2 separate regions of the Homo sapiens genome follow, and region 1 is linked to region 2. A link is a loop called in an ENCODE intact Hi-C map of the cell type or tissue named here. Cell type or tissue: Calu3. All regions are shown on one strand. Links, peaks and the distances in the headings refer to the core of each region. The heading gives the core; the rest is flanking DNA. Region 1 has its middle 92 kb from the start of YTHDC2. Region 2 has its middle 76 kb from the start of LINC02200.

Evidence for each region. A loop is a pair of places that touch in the nucleus more often than their neighbours do. Peaks named below come from ENCODE experiments on the same cell type or tissue, not always from the same donor. Only the 100,000 strongest peaks of a DNase experiment are listed, where the experiment ranks them.
Region 1: a loop joins it to region 2, with 10 times the contacts of the local background. A loop is called at or near these places in 19 of 110 quality-filtered maps.

What each region holds. Positions count from the first base shown.
Region 1 is chr5:113,601,379-113,610,454 of GRCh38, forward strand. No RefSeq gene overlaps it. Among named protein-coding and RNA genes, the nearest start is that of YTHDC2, 92 kb to the left of the region's middle. In Calu3, for the core only: a CTCF peak has its summit at 5,349 (motif pointing left); a DNase peak (open chromatin) is centred at 5,323.
Region 2 is chr5:112,547,639-112,556,714 of GRCh38, forward strand. No RefSeq gene overlaps it. Among named protein-coding and RNA genes, the nearest start is that of LINC02200, 76 kb to the right of the region's middle. In Calu3, for the core only: a CTCF peak has its summit at 3,980 (motif pointing right); DNase peaks (open chromatin) are centred at 833 and 3,973.

The DNA of each region.
Region 1 (9,076 bases), core at 577-8,576, 1.1 Mb after region 2:
CACAACCATTCTGTACTGAGCCGCAAACAGTCATTCTTACCTGGGTTACTGAAGTAGCTCCTAAGATATCTTCCCTCTTCTACCTCCTCTTCTCTTCCCCCTACACAAATCTATTTTCAACACAGGAGTTACAGTGATCTTTTTAAAACATTAAATCTGCTCATCTCATATTTTCTGCTCAACACCCTGCAGTCGCTCCCTATTTAATTCAAAAGCCAAAGTCCTTACATAATCTGATCTCTCATTATCTCTGACCTTCTGTCCTCTACTCTCCTTTCCTACTCATCCTACTTTAGCCACACTGACCTGCTTACTATTCCTTGAATATACCAGGCATGTTTCAGACTCAGGGACCCACTGAAGCTCTTCACTTTGCTCTTCTCAGAATATCTGGACAACTAGATGTCACCATTTAGTATTAGTTTACTATAAAGTTTTCTTTTAAATCTTAACTTTTAAAATGAATAGAGTAAAATGAACTTTTTTAAAGATGGACAGTTCTTTGAATTTTAACACATGTACAAATTTAGGTAACCTTCACCACAATCAGGATGCAATTTCATCATCCTAAAAAATTCCCTTGTGCTACCCCTTTGTAGTTACATCATCCCCCCGACCCCTAACCCCTGCCAACCACTGATCTGTTCTCTGACATTCTTGGTTTGTCTTCTTGAGAATGTCCTATAGATAGAATCATACAGTATGTAACCTTTTGAGACTGGCTTTTTCACTTAGCATAATGTCTTTGAGATTCATCCAAATTATTGTTTATATCTACAATTCATTTTATTTTCTTTTATTGCTGAATAGTATTCACTATTTTTGAGAATAGCTATATCATTTTGCATTCCTCCCAGTAATGTCAGAGAGGTCCAGTTGTTTCACATTGTTGATAGCTGTTACTATTGTCGGTATTCTTTATTTTCACCATTCTATTAGGTGTGCAATAGTATCTGATCATGGGGTTAAGTGGTATTTCTCTAATAGCCACTAATGTTGAACATCTTTGCATGTGCTTATTTGTCAACCATATATCCTCTTTGGGTAAGTCACCTATATTTCCTCTCCAAGTCTTTAGACCATTTCAAAATTGTTTTCTTACTGTTAGTTTTGAGAGTTCATTATAGATTCTGAATACAGGTCCTTTGTCAGATATGTGACTTGAAAATACTTTATTTGTAGCTTGTCTTTTCATTCCCTTAACATTTTTTATAATTTTTAATTTTGATAAGCTATATCTTTTTTTATGGATAGTGATGTTGGTGTCATACTGAGAACTCTTTGCCTAACCCCCAGTTATGAAGGTTTTCTTCCATTGTTTTTTCTAAAAGTTTTATAGTTTTATATTTAGATTCATGATCCATTTTGAGTTAATTTTTGGATAAAGTATGAGATAGGTTGAGGTTCATTTTTATGTACATGAATGTCCAATTGTTCCATCACTATTATTTAAAAGACTACCCTTTCTCTCTTGAATTGCCTTTGCACCTTTGTCAAAAAATCATTTGGCTGTATTTATTTGGTTCTTGAGTTCTTGAGTTGAGGAGACAAAGTTAAGAGTGGGAAAACCAAAGCACCTAGAGCTCTTAGAACAGACAGAAGACCAGAGATGAGAGAATTTCATAGAGAGTAAACCGCAACTCTCTGCAGAGGGTCCCTCTGGAGTGTTCAGCAAGCTGCTGATCAGTGCATGCGTGCAAAAACTACCTGAAGTCAGGAAAAGAACCATCTGAAAGGATTAAAGAAAACAGTGCCTGGTGCTTATAAATGGCCAAAAATAGTGCCTGTTCCCACCAGACTTGCAAAACTTCAAAAAAGGGAAAATGGTACAAAAAACAAATGGAAATAACAAATAGAGACAAAGACAACAACAAAAATAGAAAACAGACAATAGACTCAAACTGAAAAAATTAGTAATCTTATGATATGGCTTGGCTGGGTCCCCACCTAAATCTCATCTTGAATTGTAGCTTCCATAATCCTCGTGTGTCATGGCAGGGACCTGGTGGGAGGTAACTGAATCACGGGGGTGGGTTTTCCATGCTGTTCTCATGATAGTGAATCAGCTGCACGAGATCTGATGGTTTTATAAAGGGCAGTTTCCTGCACAGGCACTCTTGCCTGCTGCCATGTTAAGACTTGCCTTTGCCTTCACCTTCTACCATGATTGTGAGGCCTCCCCAGCCATGTGGAACTGTGAGTCCATTAAACCTCTTTTTCTTTATAAATTACCCAGTCTTGGGTATGTCTTTATTAGCAGCGTAAGAACAGACTAATACATCATATTAAGTGGAATGGTCCAAAAACTCCAAATAAAAGGGAGAGCTTGTCAGATTGGATAAAAAACCAAGACCCAGCTACATGATGCCTACAAGAAATGAATCATAAATGTAAAGACACACAGGTTAAATGTTAAAAAAATGAAAGAAGTTATGCCATGCTAATATTAACTTTTAAAAAGCTAGAATGGTTATATTAATGTCAGACAAAGGATAATTCAGAACAAAGAATATAATTGGGATAAAGACAGTAACTTAATAAAAGATCAATGGATATAATAATCCTAAAAGCTTATGCTCTTAATAATAAAAGAGCTTCAAAATGACTTAAGTGAAAATTGATAGAACTGCAAGGAAAAATAGGTAAGTTGACAATTATAGTCAGAGATTTCAATGTCTCTCAATAATTGTTAGAAAAAGTAAGCATAAAGTCAGCAAAAAATAGTAGGCTTGAAAAACACTATCCATCAACTTGACTTAATTAACATTAATAGAACTTACCACATAACAGGATTAGAATACACAGTCTTTTCAAGTGCACATATAATACTTATGATAGACCTGTTGTGGGCCACAAAGCAAATCCCAATAAATTTAAAAGCATTCAAATCATACAAAGTGTGTTCTCTGACCACAATGGACTTAAATTTGAAATCAGTAACATTCTACTTTGAACTAGCTAGAAAAAGCAATGTTTTCCCATTGACTTCCTCATAACTTCCAGCATTTACTTTCATTGGATGAACTGGTCACGTACACCATTGTCTCTACACCAATCACTGTGCTAATTAGTCTCTGTTAAATGTCTTCCCAAACACATGGACCAAGAGTAGAAAAGAAATGGTTCTCCAAAGGAATAGCAAAGTTATATTATCACAACAAAGATTCTGGGGCAGGGAAAATTATTAGTTTCCCACTACCAAAAGCTACTTGAACTAATTAATGAGTTTAACAAGGTTCCAGGATACAAAATCAATATACAAGAACCCAGCTGTATTTCTGTATATTGGCAACAAACAACTGTAAGTTAAAATAAGAAAAAATGCCATTTACAAAGCATCAAAAAAGATAAATATTTAGGAATAACTGACAAAAGATACGAAAAACCTATACACTGAAATGTACAAAATGTTGCTGAGAGAAATTAAAGATGACCTAAAAAACAAAGATTTACTTTTTCATGGGTTGGAAGACTCAATATTGCTAAGAAGTCAGTTCTCTGCAAAATCTATAGATTCATCAGAATCACAAAAGTGGGCTTTTTTGTAGACATGGGCAAGCTGATTTCAAAATTTATATGGAAATGTAAAGGACCTTAGCATAGCCAAAACAATGGAAAAAGTACAACTTTAGAGGGCCCATACTTAATTTTTATCTAATTCAAGACTTAACAAAGCTTTATGCTATAGTTTGGATATAGTTTGTTTGACCCCTTCCAAATCTGATGTTGAAATTTGGTTTCCAGTGTTGGAGATGGGTCCTAATGGGAGGTGTTTGGGTCATGAAGGTAGATCCTATGTGAATAGATTAATCCCCCTCTCTCTTGCTTTCTTGCTTGCCATGTGATCTCTGTACAGCTGGCTCCCCTTTGCCTTCTGCCATGAGTGGAAGCAGCCTGAAGCTCTCACCAGAAGCAAATACTGACACCATGCTTCTTGTATAGCCTGCAGAATCATGAGCCAAATAAACCTTTTTATAAAAAATAAATTACCATCTCCGATATTCCTTTATAGCAACACAAACAGACTAAGACACTTTAGTATACAAAACAACCTGGTTTTTACATAAATGTGGACACATAGAGCAGTAGAAAGTAATGGAAAGTCCAGAAATACACTCAACATCTATGGGCAACTGATTTTTTTTCACAAGGACACAAAGATAATGTGGTAGAAAAAGTACAGTCGTTTCGATACAGGAGTTGGAAATTATTTAGGCAGATAGGGTAAGAAAGTCCTCAGTAAGCTTTCCTTTTTGTAAAAGCAGCCCCCAAATCATTTCTTTTCTAACAAAAAGCAGCCTGAAAAATCAAGCTGCAAGCATAACTAAGCAAGCTAAAATCTTGCATAGGTAAATACCAGCAGCTGTGCCAGTAGAGAAAGGCTACCTGGGGGCCAGTCATGTTCAACATGGTGGCTCCATCTTCCCTTTGTGAACCACGTGTACAGTAAGGAACAGACAACATGGCGCTGGCCAGGTAGAGAGCCCATCTGCACAATAAAAGATTAGGGTGGGATGGGCAGCTTCCTTGAACCCCATGCAAACATAACAACTGGTTCTACCAATCTCTTGGGCCCTATGTAAATCAGACACCACCTCCTCCTATATAAATCAGACACCACCTCCTCAAGCTCATCTACAAAACCCCGTTTATTTCATCACAAAACTGGAAGACCCACTCGGGTGCCCCTCTCTCTGTGCAGAATAGAGAGCTATTCTCTTTTTCTTTTACGTATTAAACCTCTGCTCTTAAACTCTCTACTTGTGTGTCCATGTCCTTGAATCCCTTGGCGTGAAACAACGAACCTCGGGTATTTATCCCAGACAATGTCGCCGCTTCATTTTGGGGCCCCATCTGGGACATCCTTTCATTTCAAGGCTGTCGGCCTCCATTCTGGGCATTTTGGCTGTGTTTTGAACTGATTTCCCTTCATGGAAACCTAGCCATTGCATGGGGCTGGAATAAGTCCTGGAGGATTTCTGGCCAGGTCTACACCCTGGTGTTATCTGAAGGCTTCTGGACTGACCCGCCTCCAACTGCTCAATCAGGCATCGGCAACAGGATCTCCAGCTTTACTTATCATAATTTCCTCCTTTCCTGTCTGCGACTGCCATGTCTCCTCTCTCTGTATGCAATGTGGTGGGAATTTTTACAGTTCAGGGAAGTAATCCTATTAGGCAAGATCAGGAAATGTAGGATGCTGCAGTAACCAGGAATATAGCTCAAGGGAATGTCGTTTTTGTGATTTTTCTAGGAACTGAGGGTCTCCACCACTCCCCCGCCCCACCACTGTGAGCATTTCTCCGCCCTTGGGCTGGAGGGCACATGGCATTTCAAGGTCAACAGCACCACCTAGTGGAATAGAAATCTCCTCCCTTTTGGCACCTCTCTACTAGAGACCAGGCTTTATGCGCTTCTGTAAATGGAAAAACTCTCCCTTCAGCAATGAGGAGGAAAAAATCCTCTAAAATCAAATTTTAGTCTCGATACCGTCCCATCAGCAGGAAAATGGCCATTCGGTCCCTACGTTCTTTTAAGGCACATATTCTACCTCCCATTAAAACGATACTTAAATAGTAAGAAGATTTTATGTCTGGAAGTTCACCGGAACCATTCTCTAAGGGTAAGTGCTTTAGCATGGGCCATAATAGCAGGATATAGAGTTTAATCTAGTACACTCCCTCCATTAAATGGGTCTTGCTCACATGAAACTATTATGTAGTTTTTCCTGAGATCCATCTTTCTGGGAGCCACACGGGCCAGATGAGTCCAGGAAATCAAAGGGATATCACAAGTGGAGGACTAAAGTCACAAGAGTGAACATAATCCCAAATCGCTTAGTTCCTTTGGTTCCATGCTGAGGGTCATGCCTGCAACCATGGGTGGCACATTTAATAAATGCCAGGGCTCAGGGAACTAGGGAGGGAAAACAGGTGGGGGGATGCCTCCACTGTCTTTCCCTCTACCTTGGGCCATTTCAAAGGAAAGGAAGGAGACTAAAGGCATACGTTTTTCTTGCTTCTCTTTCTAGATAGGTAACAGACCATCTTCAGCCTGAATTCCTCTGGAATGTGTTCTGAAGCACTGGGACTCCTTTGACACTAGATTTTAAAGAAAAAGTGGGTCACTTTCTTATGCACAAGGGCATGGCCTTCTTACTAGAACTTTGCAAGTGTTGCACAATCAACTCAGCTTTTTTACCAGTCATATCAGGAGGGCCCAAAGAAAATGATTCCCCAAAATTAGAGAAACAAACCCTCAGGAAACCCTTGAATGCAACCCTCGAATGCAACTTCCAGATGCTGTGGCCCTTCCTGCCCCCCATCCACATGTCAGCTCCTCCAGTTCTACTACCCAAACCGCTAGACTTTTCTATGGTATTTCTCCTTCCTTCTTTCACAGTTTAAAATGGCTCCTATTCCTTCTTTTATAATGTTCCTCCAAACAGAGAAATGTCAAGTTCCCCAAACCTTAAAGTGCATCGCTTAGAGTTGAGCTCAGGAGCAGGGAACCCAGAAGCTGACATGCCAGCAAAACGGTAAAAGTTTTTTTTTAACCAGTTGGGCTTTTGGCCTCTCTGTCTCTGGGCAAACTGGTAAAAGGGATAATAAGGATCACTGATTACATTCTCTGTTAAGTTTTAATTAATGAAAAAGGATTTGTGTAGTTGGTCTTAAGCTGTCGTCAATCTGGTGTGCTTTGCATGTCTTTCTGCATGGTTCTGTCAAAAGAAAGGGTGCCTTAGGACTGGGACCTCATAAACCTGCTGTTCAAGCCAGCCCTACAAAATGATCGGTGATGAAGTTTGCTGCAGGCCTCCATCTTGTTTTATGTCCTTGGGAACATGAGCTGTGACTACGTGGCAATATTTTGTTTTAGTCTCTGCCATTCTACAGTGGTGGCTGTCTTCTTGTGCTGAGTCACTTCCTGAGTGGGGGCTACAAAATCAGATGAGCCAGTTTGTCAATCTGGGTGGTGCCAGCTGATCCATCAAGGGCAGGGTTTGCCAAGTATCTTGAGCACTGATCTTGGGAGCAGTTTAGGGAGGGTCAGAATCTTGCAGCTTCCAGCTGCACGACTCCTGAGCCATGGTTTCTAATCTTGTGGCTAGTTTCTTGGTCTAGTGCCCAGACAAGAGGGAGGCTTATTTTGGGAAGGAGTTGCTATCATCTTTGTTTTAGGCTATAAACTGTAAACTAGGCTCCTCCCAGAGTTGGTTTGGCCTATGCCTAGGGATGGGCAAGGACAGCTTGGGGGCTGGAAGCAAGATGGAGTTGGTTGGGTTGGACCTCTTTTACCGTCTCAGTCATTTTGCAATGACAGTTTCAAAAGTTGCTTACCGCCCCTTTGAGAATACCTCATACACTTGCAGTTAAGTCATAACCTAATGGAGGCTTATTGGTTTCACCTGTGAGGTTACTTTTGGTAAAGTTCAAAAGCCAAAAATCTTAACCACTTGGTGTGGCTAATGTTGAGTAACAAGATATCTTAAATGATTTTCTTAAAGAGAGCTCAGCTTAATTAAAAGTGGATATTCAAGCTACAGGTATATTTTAAAGGCCTATACGTTTTTCTTTTCTTGGGTCTTGTTTTTCTGGAAAAAGGTTTTTATTCTCAGTTGACTGAATTATTTTTCTCCATTTTTTGTCTTGCCACTCTTTTTTTTTTTTTTTTTTTTTTTTTTGAGACAGAGTCTTACGCTGTCACCCAGCCTGGAGTGCAGTGGCACGATCTCGGCTCACTGCAACCTCTGCCTCCCAGGTTCTAGCAATTCTCCTGTCTCAGCCTTCCAAGTAGCTGGGACTACAGGCGCATGCCAGCATGCCCAGCTAATTTTTTGTATTTTAGTAGAGACGGGGTTTCACCGAGTTGCCCAGGCTGGTCTCAAACTCCTGAGCTCAGGCAATCCATGTGCCTTGGCCTGTGAAAGTGCTAGGATTACAGGCATGAGCCACTGCACCCAGCCTGTCTTGCCACTCTTAATGCACACATGAGATGGCCTAAGATAACTTTTGGTAGCCTGGAATTCCTTTGGAAAAACAGAGGAGATGCCAGAGACCCTGTTTTGGAAAAAAACCTCTGTTTTCCTCATGAAATCCCAGAATTAAAAGCGGATAAATCCCTCTCAAAATGAAAGGCTCTGTTCTATTTTGCATTGTGTTATCTGACGGTTTAGAGTTTGGGGAGTATCAGAAATTGCTTCACATTAGAGAGACCTTTGGTGTGTACTAACGAGGTAGGAAATATACTTTAAGGGATGGCTACTAGTAGTTATGGAGGGATACTTGACTCTTTGCACATTTGGATCAGAGAAGCACGCTGTTGACCACCTGGAAGATATGGAAACATCCCTACCCCCACTAAGAGATGAGACTCCCATGGGGGATGGGCTGATTACAAAATAGGCTTATTGGCTTTGCTTTGCCTTGCAATAAAATGCATGGTAGAAGCACTGCACTATCTTCTTCTATAGTATTTCTCTCCTTTTGGGGATCCAGGATCCAGTATAAAATGGCACCCTTAATTTTGGGGATCTGTCTTTGCCTTCAGCTGTGCCTGCTTATTAGACCCTAGAAATGAGTGCTTTCCTAGCCCTGTTCCTCCAAGGGCTCTACCCTGAAGCCAGTAATTCAGTTAAGAAACTGGCAAATGAAAAATCTTACAAGTACTGAATCTTCTGTCTGTCTGTATAGCTAAATATGTGTTGTGTGTAATGTCTATAAAACAGCTCTAATTGATTGGCTCAAAGAAAAATACACATTTAAATCAAGTATTTTTTAAAGCAAATATAAAAGCTATAATGCCTTTCAGTGCAAGTGGCTTTAATGTTTAAGAAATAAAAATAATCTTAGGGATTATTGGTAAAATATAAATGTCATCAAAATGCAAATGGGTGGTCTACATCATATAAGTCTGATACTAGGTTTGATAAATGTTTCAAGACTGTAAGCTGCCTGCTTTACAATTTGGTAAGGCCTGGGGACGTACAAAATTAACCACACCCCTAACTATGCTGGAAAAAGTGACTTTATCTGTGTCTAGTACATAATCAAAACAACTTACCAGGTTTCACATT
Region 2 (9,076 bases), core at 673-8,672:
ATATGTTAGAATTAATGACCAGTATTTGGTGCTGTCTCATCCACAGCCAGAATACATGGGTCCAGGAATCAAGGATGGATGGCAGAGTGGTTCCTCCCACTAATACACTTGATAAGCTTCTTACAGAATTTATGCACCCCATTCCTGCAATGGCAATCTGCACTGGTTTGAAGCACTTATTCTAAAGGAAAGAATGCTTCCTTTCAGGAACACAGCAATGATTCCATTGAATTGGAAAAGTAGGCTGTCAAGTGGTCATTTGGGGGTACTCATGCTCCTGAACCCACAGGCAAAGAGGAGGATTACTCTCCTGGCTGGGATGATTGATCCTGAATACCAAGAACAAATTGTGTTGTGTAAACTAAAAATAAAATCCTACCCTGCCCCCGCCAACCCTGGCCTCTCTACTGAGAACAGACTCTCTTGTAGCTGAGGGGACCCCAGAAAAAGCTTAAAACTGAGTTCCTGACCATCATGGGACAGCAGGTCAGACTACCTCATTAGACCTCCTTTTATGGCTTAGACAGAACAAGTGACCAGCCTAAATGTTAAAATAAAGATCATAAGTTTAACACAACAGACTCTTGGTGACAATAAGATACCAACATATAAAAAGGACCTAAGGCCATGTCAGGCAAGAGTTAAGTCACGCATCCCTACACTTGAAGAATAATCTATGTTCTAACTGCCACAAAATTTTTCTTTTTCTCCAGCAACTAAACAAGCACTGGCCTCAAGATAAGCACGATTAAAACAGTCACAACTCATCCAGCTCACAGACGCTGACTCACTGGACTGTTCCACCAGCCATAACTACAGTTTTCACTGGACAAGAGACTGACTTCAATAACTTTCCCCAGATAAGAAAACCACCAACCCTGGACTGGTTCTGGCCAGTTTACAAAGATTATGCACTTGCATCCCTTCATGTCTTGAAAAGATCTTTTGAAGTACAGGGCCTCATTATAATACACTTAAATGTTGCATCTCCACCCCAAAGTGAACATGGGTTTTATATTACTTGCATGTTTGTTCAAGACGTATGCATCAGGGCCACCTTCATGAATATTCACAGCTCCTCCTGTAACCTGTTGAATATGTATGTTTAGTCAACCTGTTCAGTATAAAACTTATACCCCAACCCCTCCTCCTTCCAAGTGCCTGTTTCTGGGCTCCAGCCAGAGGCTGTACTTCCCAGTCTGAAGGATGGCCATCTTATAGGCTGTAACACTTTAGATGAAATAGTCTCTTCTCCCGTTCTAAATTTATACATCTTGTGATTTTTAAGTTAACAGTTGCTACTGCAAAATGAAAGTAGGGAGGACCATGTCTCAGATGCTGGGGATTTTCTGGGATGTATCTTAGTACTTCCATGAGTAATAAAGTTAATGGAAAATTCCAGCAATTAAAACAAGAGACAACCACTGAGGTCTCAGACACTTAGGAATTCATTCCAACATTTATTCAGGAATTGATATTTGCATTACCCCTAAATACTGGGGCATGATAAACTAGCATCATCACTCCCCTTAGAACCAGCATCATCATACCCCCTAGAGACCCCAGCACCAACCAGTTAGCACCTCTCCTTGAAGGTCACGGTCCTACCTATTCCCTACCAGGGGCCACCTTCAAAATCCTGAGGCAATAGTACAATGCAATGACCCTCAACCCGGTCTCAGAGGTTTCAGTTTCAGCTCTGCGGGGCACCACCTCCTTCAAGCTTCTAAACTTTAACAACTCCAAACTCTTTCATGTATTCACCCAGTTCTAGAGCAGTAACTGCTTCTACGATTTCTGCCTTCTCAGTGTTTCCTTTCTGCCTTTTCATTTCTTGAGTACTTGATTAAAAAATCTTTACATGAAATCTCCCTGTTCAAATAATCAGTGTGATTTCTGTCTCTTGACTGTACAGTTGATCTTCCATAAACCCTATGAGATTATATCCATTTTTCAGATGAGAAAACAGACACATAGAACAGATGAGTAACTGGACCAAGGCCACACAACCAGTACAACACAGGAATAGGACTTAAACCCGGGTATTTCTCATTCCAAAGCCCTTGTTCTTTTAAACACTGCACAGTTCTGCAAGATGAAGGCAGATCTTTTACATTGTTCTCTGACCTCTTCTAGCAATGATACTGGTATTCAAATTAGACTGGGTGGAAACAAGGTAGGTCATGTAAATGCAAGAGCGAGTGCACCTGCAGCTTTAAGAGAATATATGACACAGGGTCCAAGTGAATTATCTTCCAAAACACTCAAGTAGCCTGCAGACATGATTGGAGATACTGTAGTAATCTCCAAGAAAACATGAGGAGCTTCTGGAACACTGAGATAGTTAAATATTTTTGCCTTTAGAAAATAGATATAGAGATATTTAGTCTTGACATTAAACCCCAGGAAAAACCTAGGATGACCCTGTGTGTACTTTTAACAAAAACTGCCTGTTCTCTGGTTGGACACATGGGATACATTCTGGAGGGACATCAAGAAGTGCTGCTGCCACCTCCAGCCAAGGGCTGGGCATGGGACTCAAGCCAATCGGATACTCTCTCCTTAAAATGTGATTCTTGATCAGAGAAACAAAAGACTAAAACTATTGTTGCTGAAACAGTAGCAGTACCATGAAAATACTGTTCATTAGTTTCAATTGCACATATTCACCTGAAAGTTACAAGGAGAAGACTATAACTTCTTTATGTTCAGGGACTTCATGTTCAGAGTTCATATTGTTAACCACTAGATCCAAAGTGCCCAGCACAGTACCTGGCATAGAGTAGGTGCTAAATAAATATCAGCTGTGTGAATAAATAAAAATAATAAAGAATTTCCAACAATTTAACAATGCAATTGTTATATCATGAAGTAGTGAGTTCCTTGTCACTGAAGAGATTAAAATAGAGCCCATCTCTCAGCATGACAAAAAAAAATTCCTGCATTGAGTAGGTGGTCTCCAAAAAGCATTCTACTTCTGGCTTTGTAATTCCACAACTATTTCTTATTTACTCTTAAAAAACATATTTTAAAGTAAAAATAGAACACCATATTCACACAATATACAGAACACAAACTAGGTGGTCGGGACAAGAGATATATGACATTTTTTCAAAAGTAGGGTAGCATTTCTTCACATGCTCACAAAAAAGGCCAGCAAAAGCTGTTGCAGGAGATGTAAACCATCACTGGACTTGTTTGCAGTGACCTACACTTGATCTATTTCTAGTCTCAAGGAAAGCGAAATAAGAAAATGGATAGTTTGGTTGCCATGGTTATTCCCAGCCACCAGCTCACCTCACCACCCATTTTCCATCATTTCTAATAACCTAGTTTCCCAGAGTGATACTGTAGGAGCCAATAACCCAGGCTCTTTATTAAATGGTTTCCCCTGGTGCCACCCTCATCCAGCCACTTTTTACAGCTTTCCTTTGTCTCACCAGTCTTCAGCATGGCTCAGGAATGAAAAATACTCACCTAAAACTACCAAGATTTTTCAGTGCAGGGAAATCTTGTGCTTGGTTGCATCCACTTAAGATTCTGAATGGTTTATGTCTTCCTGAACTTTAAGGATAAATTCCTCTGTGGCCAAGGGGAAAACAGTTGAGATGGTGGGTTGCTATTTTCTTTAACATTGATTTTACTTACTTTATAATCAGCCTACTTTGCCTGGGAAAGGAAGGTGACATTTAAGAAAACAGTCTGGAGAATGTGCTATCTGGTGAAACTCAGCTAGACAGCTCTCTTGGTTGTTTCAGATTTCTTTAGTAGCTAACAAAGACAGTAGCTCAACTTTTGGCAGAAGCCCATGAGAATGGAAAGTATCCATTTGGAGTCTCTTAGGAGATACTTTGTGGGAAATTGTGCTTCCTTGGTAAATTCTGGTCTATATTACAGCAGGCTGTGGAAGTGTGGCTTTCTATACACACAGTTTTTTAAAAGGTATTGCTGGTGACACAGATCTACACATCTAAACACTAGGGGGCAACCTTGCCTTTTGTGTCACCAATCAAAGCCATTTTACAGAACCATAATATTTAAGGAAATACATGGAACCATCAAATCTCAGCCTTCTTCTTCACCAGTTTTATTTTAATATTGGCATCCAGATGTTACAAACGGCCAAAGGCCATTCTTAAAAGCAGATCCAAATTAGGGGAGGATTAAATGTATATAGACTTGAGTTTTTCATAGCATTCACTGGAAGGAACATCAGCAGCCTCACAACTGTTAGAATTCCCTCCCGCTCTGGGTGTGGACATTCATTGATTAAACGTTTATTTCAGGCAGCGGGGATTCTCTGGTGAACAAGAGACAAGGTCCTTGCTTTTGTGGAGCTTGCACTGAAGTAGAGGAGACAGATACTAACCAAGTAAACGAAAATAATTTTAGGTAATAATTTCAATGAAAAATAACACCGTAATGGAATAGAAATAGGGCATGAGGGGAAGAGAACAGTGCCAGGAAAGGCCTTAGAGAAGCTGGCATGTGACCTGAAGCCCAGATGAGAAGGAGCCAGCCAGACCAAGGGCTGGGGGAAGAGTGGTCCAGGCAGAGCGAAGAGCAAGTGCAGCAGCCCTGGGTAAGGACAAGCTTTGGGTGTTTCAGAATAGAAAGAAGCCAGTGTAGCCAGAGCATGGAGAGGGGAGGGAAAGGTGGGATAAAATGAGGCTGGAAGACCATCCGGGTTCAGACCACATAAGGACTGGTTGGCCAAGGAAGGAGATGAATTGTATTCTAAGTTCGATAGAAAGCAGTGGAGGAAGAGTCCAAAGGGCGAAGGGACTCGAGTTCACCTTCGCTGTTATCGCCGAGGATGTATTCTGCTCCTGACAACACTCACATTGCTCCAACCTAGGACCTCTCAGCCCAGAACAGAGCTCAGAAGCCCAGCACACCCCAACGAAGGCATCCTTTAGAGTGTGGATCCGTGCAAGGAAAAGGCAGAGGCAGAGGCAGAGGCAACATTTTGGAAACACTGAACCCTGTGGCCAGTACCCATTTTCCTCTGAGAAAATATTTCAATCCACAAACCTCCTTTAGGCCAGAAAGGAAAAACAAAAGAGGTAGAATTTCCCACTGTGATATGCACAGATCAAATTTAGGCTCTAGGACACCTGAGTTCTGTGTGGCTCTCTTTTTTGCCTGGCACCAAACAATGAAGCTTTATGATAAACAATGATGGTGACAATTTGACAGGAGACTTGGTCTATCTCTTGCACTAACTAAGGCATTTTAGTCAGAGGGCAAACATTCTGTAGTAAATGAAGGCTGGCTCAGTTAGCCTGAAGCAAGACTTTCCTGTCCACGCAGTCATACCCAGAGTTGTTTATGAGCCGCTCTGCTTACTTAGCTTTGTGGTGGGGCACTGACTGGCATCTCAGCAGGCTGGAGTAGAAGGGAAGAGGAGGCCTTGCCACCTGACTACACAAAACAAAGGTGTAGGACTGCATTTTCCCACATAACTGCATGTGGGCACGCAAGTGCTCACAGACCGATAAGCTGCTTTTCTATGACTTTTTCCCCTTTTTGAGGTTGTTCTGGATGAATGTCATTACCTGAGAAACTGGCCCATACAAGTAACATAAGTGAAGAATGTATATGTTGCAGGGTCTGCATCCAAGAGGAGAGGATGTGCCCCATCGAAAGGGAACAGCTGCCACCCAGCTCCAGTCAACTGTTTCCATGCAGGAATGTGGGGCCAATGCTGTAAGATCTCCTGATTTGTCTACAGAAACTGGAAATCCAGATTTTTTTGTGCGATCTCCTCTTTAAATGTTTGCAAATGATTTAATAAAAAATATCGCTGAGCTGCCAAGTAAATTGTGTCTGTGGGCTTGACATGGTCTGTGGGTCTCTCATGTATGAACTCTGCTTTAGTCAATTTTCTAACATTTATGAAAATTTCAAGTGTATAGAGAAGGTGAAATAACTACAGTGCACAGCTCTAGATGCCTATCACCTAGATTCCACTTGCTTTCTCACCTATCTTTTCATTTATTTATTTTAACTGTATGGGAATTTGAAGGGGCAGGAAAGAAGGAAGGAGAGGGGAAAGTCCTGTAGAGGTGACTCTCGTATCAACTCATCTCTGAAAGTTCAATTGCATCCATTCACCTGGTTTTCTATTTGGCCTTGATGTAAAACTGGACCCCCAAAATGAGGGACTTCAAAGCCCTTTTCAGCTGGGTGCCTTGAGCAGATCCAATCTGCCTCACAAAGTGAGATTCCAGGGCTAAGCCCCTTGATGCTGGAGGGTTTTGTGAATTAGGGAGAACACATCTTCTCCCATCTCCCTGGACATGGAGATGAAGTGAGAGAAGTGAGAGAAGTGAGGCCTACAAGATCTGGGCAGTGCTATGGGTTATGGATTGCCTTCCACTGACCACAGTTTAGTCAGAAAGGGCCAGATGCAAACCGTGGGATCTCGACCAGGAGGAAAAGCATGCATTTAGAGGTGTCACTCACTCTGAGTATGTGTGAGCAGGCCTCTTTGCACAAGGGATGCTCATTTTGTGTGAAAAGTTAGAGACGAAAGCTTTGACTGTGCAAACTGATTATTTTAATTAAGTCCCATGAGACTTGATGCAGAATGCTTTGCAGAGGTTGAAAATAGCCTGTATCTGGGTTCCCACATGTGCACCAAGACCCAGGGAAGATATTTAAATCCTGGCAGCAGCTCTCATGTTGGCTTGTCTAGAGAGACTGATCGGCAGCCTGACTTGTCCTTTGTGGCGACTGAGAAGCACCTGAGGCATAGAGCAGGAGAGAAAGCTTTTATACCTACTACTGTTCCCCCACTGCCTCCACTGCACCAAAGAAAATTATATTCCCCGTGCGGTAGCAGCGTATCATTAAGGGATAGTAATCACCATGGTAACCAAGGATAATCTGCTATGAGCAAATGGAAAAAGAAAGAAAAGCATTGGGTCAGGGCTTGCTACAACCACATAAGCTCAAAATGCTCCCGATTTAAAGTAATATGGAAAAGAAATATATTTTCTAGACTGGCAGCTGGACGAAATTTTAGAATCATTACGTCCTAAAAGTGAAAGGAATCTTACAGAATGACTAAGGGCCGCAATTAAATGCCTGCAAGGTCAGCAGATCGGGTAAATATTCAGGCCAGAGACACCACTGTGGTGGTGGAGGGAATGGGTGCAGGGGTGGGTGTGGAAGTGGGGCCGGGCTCTGAAAGACAGGGCAGCAGCATCTGCAGCTGCAGCTGATTGGAGCCACAGGAGAGGCTGGCCCTCTGATGTCAGATCGTGTGCCTTCTCAAAGAGAGCTGAGAATGCAGATTTTTTATAGGAAGTATCTCAATTTTGACTACTAATTAAAGCTAATTTAAAGCATGTTAACTAAAACACATCTGTGAACTCCCAATTTACAACATTTGATTAAATACACATGCCCATTCTTTTTTTTTTAAACTTTGATACTGAGGTCCAGAAAAGTTGTGATGCGTGTCACACAGTCAATTCATGAGCAAGTCAGGCCTCTGGGTTCTGGACTCCCAGTGCTGTGCTCCTTCCCTCCTAGAATGTGATGGTGACACTCCACCTTAGCTCCAAGGGCCTCATTTCCACTTTAATTGGGACCTAAACTCCATTAGATAATTAGGCTTTCCTATGGGCTAAAAATTTAGAAACCATAAAGAGGAAAGAGATGTGTTTATTTCATTAGAGATCATACAAAGAAGTGAGCTGTGTGGGGTCAGCACCAAGAGCTCAATAGTGCCAGAGCCAGCACTGTGGCTGGACTCAGCCTGGTCTCTCGGTGAGATCTCAGCTTCACATTCTCCTCATCTGCAAAGGAAGGAGGGTGGTACCCGTGCAGACCTGAGTAGTACATTGTGCTGTCTTCTGTAGACAACAGTAACTGCCCTGCATGAGGACAGGCACTCTGTGCCACCTGGCCATCATGGCAGGAGGCTGCTGGCAGAGCTTCACCTGGTTTCCACTGCCAGTCCCTTATGCCCAGTGGCATTGATTTTGCAAGACAGGATGGTGGGCTGGCATCAGCCCTCTGTGGGCCAGAGAAAGGGGTTCTAAACATTGTAGATGGAAAAGAACTAAATACTCACAGAAGTCAAGTAGCCATCAGGAGGGTTGGTGTGGGCCATAATGCTATGAACAGCTGCCAGTGTTTTCTCCTGAAGTCCCCTGCCCTACCATGACCCCAAGACCACAAAAGCTCTGGAACCTGAGTGTGCCTCATTCACATATTAGATGACTCAAGGGCTAGACCATGCAAACGGATGCATCAGTGCCTCTTCCAAATGGTTGGAAGAGTCTATATTTCCATTCTTGCTCTTTTTTTGTGAAGCCACATCTGGATCCAGCATGCTCCTCTGCTGAAATGGCCTTTCTTTCCTGCAGTCCTGCAACGTTCTCCCAGGTTCACAGGAACCAGAGCAAGGTAACAAGAAGCACAGTACGCTACCTTGTTCGCTGTCAACATTTATTTTTCTTTTTTAAATCACCAAATTAATTTAAATGGTTTTACTTTTAATAGGGAAAAACACAGAAAAAAAAATCCACACAATTTTAAAGGGCATGTGGTAGATAAAAAAAGCCAACTCCCCTTCTACTCTTCTACTCCTGACCTCCCACACTCCCGTTTCCTTCCTCCCAGACATACATAGCAATCAGTTTCTTGTTATGTCCTTCTAGAGATATTCAACACATATTTTCATATCATTGCTTTTGTTGTTTTCACCACAAATTGCAATATGCTATATGCTGTTCCAAACCTTACTTTTTCACTTACTACACCTTGAAGATAGTGCCATATTATTACATGCAGCTCTGTCTTTTTTTTTAAACATAAAACATGCTGTTATTCCATTGTATGGATAATAGTAATTTATATGAACAGTCCCATATTGATAGACAAATATGTTTCTAATCTCTTGCAATTTTGATAATGAAATAAATTCTATGTGCAGGTAAAATATATCTACTGATAAGTTTCTAAAAGTAGGATTACTAGATCAAAGGATTTGGGCATTTTTAATTTTGAAAAATAATCTCAAAATGCTCTCCACTGAGATTATACCAATTCATAGTCCCAT